Regions from separate parts of the Homo sapiens genome. Here region 1 is linked to region 2. A link is a contact called in ENCODE Hi-C or POLR2A ChIA-PET data. All regions are on one chromosome and are shown on one strand. Each heading gives the region's core, a stretch centred on a gene start or an enhancer-like site at or near the end of the contact. The rest is flanking DNA. Distances are from core to core; before and after follow the strand shown.

The links. Hi-C counts contacts between places; a loop is a spot of excess contacts on that map. ChIA-PET counts read pairs that join two places held with the same protein, here RNA polymerase II (POLR2A). Pooled maps may share reads with other maps.
Region 1: a loop to region 2 is called in a map of heart right ventricle, with 2.1 times the contacts of the local background. The contact joins two enhancer-like sites. A Hi-C loop is called at or near these places in 23 of 168 maps with a recorded cell type or tissue (K562, MCF 10A, Right ventricle myocardium inferior and 15 more) and 20 of 50 pooled maps. POLR2A ChIA-PET finds 5 or more read pairs at or near these places in 7 of 52 experiments (AG04449, MCF 10A, Panc1 and 2 more).

Annotation. Positions count from the first base shown.
Region 1 is chr20:49,379,811-49,383,382 of GRCh38, reverse strand. The region is part of intron 1 of KCNB1 (potassium voltage-gated channel subfamily B member 1); the gene reads left to right. The region is part of intron 2 of LOC105372649 (a long non-coding RNA gene); the gene reads right to left. Among named protein-coding and RNA genes, the nearest start is that of SNORD12, 100 kb to the right of the region's middle. Within about 2 kb of position 1,647, at least 15 of the 41 ENCODE cell types and tissues checked have a DNase peak (open chromatin) inside an H3K27ac peak, as active enhancers do; they include gastrocnemius medialis, heart right ventricle, psoas muscle and 2 more, where a contact is called at or near this core.
Region 2 is chr20:49,343,460-49,347,359 of GRCh38, reverse strand. All of the region lies in intron 2 of LOC105372649 (a long non-coding RNA gene), which reads right to left. Among named protein-coding and RNA genes, the nearest start is that of SNORD12, 65 kb to the right of the region's middle. Within about 2 kb of position 1,584, at least 14 of the 41 ENCODE cell types and tissues checked have a DNase peak (open chromatin) inside an H3K27ac peak, as active enhancers do; they include gastrocnemius medialis, heart right ventricle, psoas muscle and 2 more, where a contact is called at or near this core.

The DNA.
Region 1 (3,572 bases), core at 398-2,897, 36 kb before region 2:
TAAGCACATGCCAACTAAAGGCACAGGAACTGGAACTTAACTGGGAGAATGGGGAGTCGCTGCAGGGCTTACAGCAGCTCTGTGGCTTGCTCAGCTTCTTCTCTCCTATGAACTATCCATATGTTGTGGGGATGGAAAGCAATGGGCTGACATGGGCAATGTGGCAAAACCCCATCTCTACAAAAAATACAAAAAGGGAGGTTGAGGCTGCGGTGAGCCAAGATCACATCCCTGCACCCCAGCCTGGGCAACAGAGTGAGATCCTGTCTCAAAAGAAAAAAAAAGGCCCGGTGCGGTGGTTCACACCTGTAATCCCAACACTTTGAGAGGCCAAGGCGGGTGGATGACATGAGGTCAGGGGTTCAAGACCAGTCTGGCTAACATGGTGAAACTCTGTCTCTACTAAAAATATAAAAATTAGCTGGACGTGGTGGCCTGTAATCCCAGCTACTCAGGAGGCTGAGGCACAAGAATCGCTTGAACCCGGGAGGCGGAGGTTGCAGTGAGTCGTGATCGCGATACTGCACTCCAGCCTCGGCTACAGAGCAAGACTCCGTCTCAAAAAAAAAAAAAAAAAAAAAGAAAGAAAGAAAAAAGAAAAGAAAAGCAATAGCAATGGGCTGCCCTTTATGGAAAGCAACTTTTTATATAACTTTATCGAGGCTTACTTTATGTATCATATAATGCACACCCATTTCCAGCATACAATTTGATAATTTTTATTAAATTTTACCAAATCGTGCAGGCTTTGCCCTAAGTCAGTTTTTAGAACACGACGTCCTTTATGATCATTAACTGTTAATCCCTATCCCCCACCCTGGCAACCACTAACCTACTTTCTGTCTCTATAGATTTGCTTTATCTGAACATTTCATATAAATGGAATCATATAATAAGTGGCTTTTTGTGTCTGACTTCTCTCACTTATCATAATGTTTTCATGGTTCGTCTGTGTTGTAGCATATATCAGCACTTCATTCCTTTTTATGGATGAAGAATATTCCATTGTATGGATAGCTGCATTTCGTTTATCCATTCATCAGTTGACGGACATTGGGGTTGTTTCCACTGTGGGGCTATTATGAATACTGCAGCTATAAACCTGCATGTTTACGAAGAGCAATTTGCAAGCCCTAAACACTAGGTGCAGCTTCCAGCTTGCCAAAGCTTCTAGTGTTACTGAACAGTGTTGACAGCAATGGGCTGTGTGACCGTGGGCAAGTCACTTCCGTTCTCTGCTTGAGTTTCCCCATCTTCCCAGCAGGAAGCTTGAGCCCTTTTCTGCATGGACAGTCTGTGCCTCATCCACATTCCTGGAACAGCAGGGAAGTGTGCAGAGGCCACGATAAACAGTCCGTAGGCCTCTCTGTGATTAACCACCAGAGCCGACGATTAGGATGAGGAGGGCCTGGCTCCAGCACTCCTGAATTCCACCCTGGGGATCCCCACCTGCCAATCTCTTCCCCCAGAGGACCAAAGCCCCCTCTCCCATTTGGTGCAGACAGGTAGGCTCCAGGATCCAGAACCTCTTCACAGGGAATTTGGGGACAGCCTCCCAGTCTCTGGAGCTGGCTCCTGCCTCTGCTCCCCGGGTTCCTGGAGTTCTGCCAAGCCCAACTGGGCTCAGATCCCAGAAAAGCAGAGGCCTGTCCAGGCCTGAGCTGGGGCTGGGAGGACTCCCAGGTGGTAGTCAGTTCCCCATTCCTGGGGCTTATCCCAGAAACCAAATCAACACAGTCCATCTGGGTCCACGAGCTGTTTAGAGGACGCACGCTGCCTTAGGCAGTCACTGGGGTCTACACAGCTACTCCTGGCTTCCAAAAGCAACCAGTACAGAGGTTAGGGATGGGGTTGACCATAAATTACCTGAATAATAATTTATTTATTTGAGACAGAGTTTCCCTCTTGTCGCCCAGGCTGGAGTGCAGTGGCTCAATCTTGGCTCACTGCAACCTCCGCCTCCCGGGTTCAAGCGATTCTCCTGCCTCAGCCTCCCAAGTAGCTGGGATTAAAGGCACCCACCACCACACCCGGCTAATTTGTGTATATTTAGTAGAGATGGGTTTCACCATGTTGGCCAGGCTGGTTTCGAACTCCTCAGGTGATCTGCCCACCTCGGCCTCCCAAAGTGCTGGGATTACAGGCGTGAGCCACCACACCCGGCCCTGAATAATAATTTAATAACATTATATATTAAGTGGCTTTTAGGTGAGTACTCAGTTACCTTCATCTTCATTTCAGAGAAAAGGAAATAGAGGCTCAGAGAGGGGGAGTGGCTTGTCCAAAGCCACACAGCTGGGGAATAATAGCCTTGGGACTCAAACTCAAGTCCAAAACCAGCTATAAATAAATGTAAAGAAATGTGGAGAAATAAATACAATTAAAGTTTAAAGTGATTGTGCCACTAGCTAAGGGCATTTTGAGTTCAATGAATTTTCATTGCAGTCTTGCAATGATCCCTGTCTTACATATAGGGAAACTGAGGCACAGAGGGCTTAAATCACGTTGGGAAGTTCCCCAGGCAGGAAGTGTGGCCCTGATTCTAAGGGCCTCACTGAGTCTGGGAAAGAAAAAGTTCTTGCAGGTGGGGTCAGGAGGGGTGGGGCAGGGGAGACCCCCCACACTGCATTACCGCATACGCTGTGTGATGCACATTCACACAGACCGATGGCAGGTGTGCTCTGACCCTCCCAACCCAACCCTGAGCAGCAGGCACTCCCCCACACCCTCCACCTTGGAGTCCAGTGGAGCCCCTCCCCCTGCTTTGCTCGTTTCCTAGGCTTCCTTGGGCTGAGGGAAGGGGAGAGGGAGGGCACAGTCTCAAGTACAAAAGGGGTGCCTGCTTTAGGTCTGTACAATAGCTGGGTGCATAATTCATGCATCTGTCGCCAGAACATCAATTATGTGGGCCTTCCCTGGAGTTGTCTGGGGGTTAGAAACCAAAGCAGGCTTCCCCTGCTAGCCTTTGGGGGAAAATAAGACTGCCCAGCTCTTAAAGGAACAGACTCCCAGGGAACCCATTCCTCCCTGTGCAGGCGCCCTCCTGCCAGAAGTCACCAGACGAGAGCAGCTTCCTGTAGGGCTCAGCCCAAAGCCCACTGGCTGCCCACTCTGACCCACTCTGTGTCCCCAACTCCACAATTGTGAGGGGCTGACTATTGGCATGTCCCAGAGTTTCTCAATCTCAGTACTGATGGCATTTCAGGCTAGATCATTCTTTGCCGTGGGAGCTGTCCTGTGCATTGTAGGGCATTTAGTGACATCCCAGACCTCCACCCCCAAGATGTCAGGAGCACCCCTCCCACCAGTTGTAACGACCAAAAATTTCTGCCAAAATTGCCAAGTGTCCCCCAGGAGTAAAAATCATCCCCTTAAAAACCACTAGTATGTCCTCATTTTACAAATAAGGAAACTGAGGCAGTGAACATTTGGATGCCCAAGGCCATTCCACCAATGAATGGCAAGAGCTAGAATTTCAACTCCAGGACCCACACTCCTCAGCTCAACACAGGAGCACCAAAAAGTGTGCTGCCAAGATGTTATTCCAACAATTACATATTTATTTTGGTGAA
Region 2 (3,900 bases), core at 335-2,834:
GACTCAGCCTATTTACAGGACAGAAGGCCCTTTTCTCAAAATAATGCTAGGAGGGCGGGCCCAAGGTGTGAACTCTGGTGCTGCAGGTGGAGGGAGAGAAAGTGGACATTGACAACGGCTGCTGTGTGGGACAGCAGAAAGAGACGCTTTCATAGCCAGCTGCCACAGGCGCAGCTTCCAGCTCCCGGAGGGGCAGCCCTCAGACTGGGGGTCTGAGCTTCTGCACCAGGATAAAGCAGAACAGTAGCAATAACAGTGCAACATATTCCAGATGCTTTGCCTATATTAACTAGTTTAATCCTTACTACCCTAAGAGAGAGGTTACTGTGATGATTAACAGAAAAGCTGAACACATACCTGGCTGCAAAGCCCATGATCCCAGCTACCATGCTGGAAGCTCTATAAATGAGCAAAGAGACTCAGTCCAAAGCCTCCAGGAGTGGTGGGGACAGTGGCGGATGTGGCCTGTATAGAGGACTCCAGCTCCAGCCCATGTGGCAGTGTGTGGGAATGCAGACTCACAGTGGCAAGATGTTCTAATTTTCTAAAATAAGCCAGACTGTTGTGTGAACTCTCCTGATTTTAAAACGTTGACTCTATTGTTATTTTAAATATCAGACGGTCAAATAAGACATAGCATCATTCTAGACCTCCAGATGAGACCAGCTGCATAATTTGTGGGGTCCAGTACAAAATGAAAATGCAGGGCCCCTTGTTCAAAAATTAAGAATGTCAAGCCAGCGACAGCAGAACGCTAAACCAAGCTCAGCATTCTTGTGAGTGTGGGGCCCTGTGCAAATGGCTGTGCATGTGCATGATGCCAGCTCTGCCTCAAACGTGGGCACTTCCTAAGAACTTGTTGAATTAAATGGAAGGAAGGGGCCGGGCACGGTGGCCCACGCCTGTAATCCCAGCACTTTGGGAAGCCAAGGCTGATGGATCACTTGAGGTCAGGAGTTCCAGACCAGCCTGGCCAACATGGTGAAACCCCGTCTCTACCAAAAAAAATACAAAAAATTAGTCAGGTGTGGTGGTGCATGCCTGTAGTTCCAGCTACTCAGGGAGCTGAAGTGGGAGAATTGCTTGAACCTGGGAGGTGAAGGCCGCAGTGAGCTGAGATTGCACCACTGTGCTCCAGCCTAGGCAACAGAGCAAGACCCTGTCTCTAAATAAATAAATAAATAAAGGGAAGGGAAAAAGGAAGGAAAATGAACATGTGTTGGCACCTACTATGCATCAGACATAGCTTTATAAAATAGCAACACTTTATAAAGCACTCACCACGTGCCAGGCACCGTAGGCATTAATGCATTTAAACCTCACAAGATGGTGCTCTTGTGAATCCCATTTTCCAGATGAGGAAATTGGGACTCAGGGAAGTAAAGCCACTTGGTCACTGCTAATACTGGGGTAGCAAGGGGTGAGGGAGAACAAATGGAAAAAATAAGAGGAAGACCAAGGCAAGAGGAAAAGAAGCCACCCCAAGCCTGTCTCCCAAGCTGGGCTGCACTCAGGTCTCTGCCAAGACCGCGTGGAATTTGGGGAGGCCGCCACACCCCGGAGAAGGGCCCGTGGCATTTCTGAATCACGGTGCCATCCGCCCCGGTTTGGCTTCTCTCCGGCGATCCAATTACTAAATGTAGCCGCATTCTTTAAAAATGTCTTTCCTCTTATGTAATGCAATAGTGACAAACGCCAAACAGATGGTGCTGTGACAAGCTTTTTAAAAGTTGATTAGGAGCTCATCTTTCAAAATTAATGTATGGGCATTTAAACAAGCTCCAGCCGGCCACAAAACTCAATTGAGAATCCATATGGGACAAATCGCTTGATGGACTGGCTACATTGACCACCTTCCCGGCCAGGGTTTGACGTGAAAAGTTTGGGGAATGGTAATAGCACGGGTCACGTTGACTTGTGAGCAATGGGCAAAAGATACCTGGTTTGGGCAGAGGGGAAAAATGCCTTGGGCCTCCCAAAAGCCCAGGAGGCTGGAGCCTCCTCAATCTATTTACCAAGACTTTTTTATTTTTTTTTTCAAAATTGTACATTGTCTTCGAGAGAGCGGACCGTCTCTCCCTGCCTCGGGAGGGAAGCGGGTTAGTCATAAACTATGTCAGATGCTGCCAGCGAGCAGCTTCACCCCCACCCTTTCTTCCTCAGTGTTCAGGGATGAGATCATTTCATTTGGAGCCAATTATAGACGGAGAATGCTGGGGATGTGCAAAGAAACCTCCTCAGAACCCTTCCCTCCCACATCACAGGCTGTACCCTGCCAGGATGGGCAAGAACAAGAGGCCAGGCGCCCAGCCCCAGGTTCGACCCCAGGGTTTCTGAAGGCCATGCATTCCTAAGCCTTAGCTTGGACCTGTCAAGCTAGGATGCCAGGCTGTTGGCTAGACAAACCCTGTTGGCCTCAAAAGTTCAGGGCTGTATGGGCCCTTAAAGATCATCGCTGTTCAGATGAGGAAACTGAGGCTCAGAGAAGGGAAGTGGCTTGCTCAAGGTCCCATGGCAAGTTGGCAGCAAAGCCACAGAGATGAATGGTGGCTTCTCTGCCACCCACGAGGAGGATGTCTGTGGCCTGAAACATTCCCAGCATCCATTCCCATTGCTTCTGATACAAGGGTCCCGAGTTTTCCTTCTTGGTTCACGTGGTTCAAGTAGGACTGACCATGCCTCCACTTCCAAGGATATGCACCTGACCCAGCACCGGCCAATCAAAACAGTGCATTCCCCCACCCTCCCCCCACCCATTGATTCAGGAATATGAACCAGGGGTGTGAGATGAGCCTGGTCAATAAGCAGCAACCCCAGACCTGTAGCTGAGACTGAGACCATTGGAAGTGAGATGCTGTCTTCAGCTTTGTGATGCAGAATGGGGAGGAAGAAAGCCTAGAGCTGCTGGCAGCCATTAGTGCCACCACAGGATGCCTACCTAAGCACAAAGTCAACAGAGAGGAGAGCAAGGCCAAAAGAAAGTGAGGCAGTGGCTTCAACCTTTAAACCCCTGGATCCAGCCATACCTGAAGGCAGTCTTATCCTGGATATTTTCTTTACATGAGTCAATAAATTATCCTTGCTCGAGCTGGTTGAGTTCTTTCACTCATTTCCCAAAGGGCCTTGACTGATAGACTTGGAGGTCCTCAGGTGTAGGACAAGGCTCCAAAACATAACACTGAGTGCTCCTCGTCTCCATCCCCAACACATTGCTGGCCTCTTCCCCAGAAGATTCCCTAAGTCCCTGCACAAGTTCCAGCAACACACTCCAAAGGGAGTACCCAAGGTAAATGTCCCATTTTATGGTACGCAAGAAACGGCTCTGCCTTCTGGGTACCCATAACCAAGCTGCTCCCCACCACAGCCTCTGCCTTCCTATTTCGTCAAGAGCACAAGCTTTGCAGTCCAGTTCAAAGCCCAGCTCCAACGTTTCCTAATCATGAGAACTTGGACAAGTCATGTGACTATCCTGAAGCTCAGTTTCCCATCTGTGAATGGGGAAAAGATCACCTACTTTACACGATCCATGAGAGGATTAAAACAGGCACCACCACTATTTAGAGGCTGAAAAAATGGGTAGCTACCAAGAGCTACAAAAAGTCTATCCTGCAGAGCTGGGGCAATTGTCGAGCACGGTGTGTTTGGGAAGACAGCACCTACACACATCAAATGATTTCCACCTAAAACAGCTTCCTGCAGCCAAAACAAGTGTACGGGTAGAGGCAGGGAATGCTGGCTGTGGGGTACGAGTCGGACAGCCCCTTGCTGGCCTCGTGGCCATCTGCTTCTTTCTCCCCTCCGCTGCCCCTTGGCCCAGGATTCTCGCCCCAGACCAGCACACACAGGTGCTACTGACATTCTCACCCAGTGATTCATTCACACTCCCAGAGAGCAGCAACA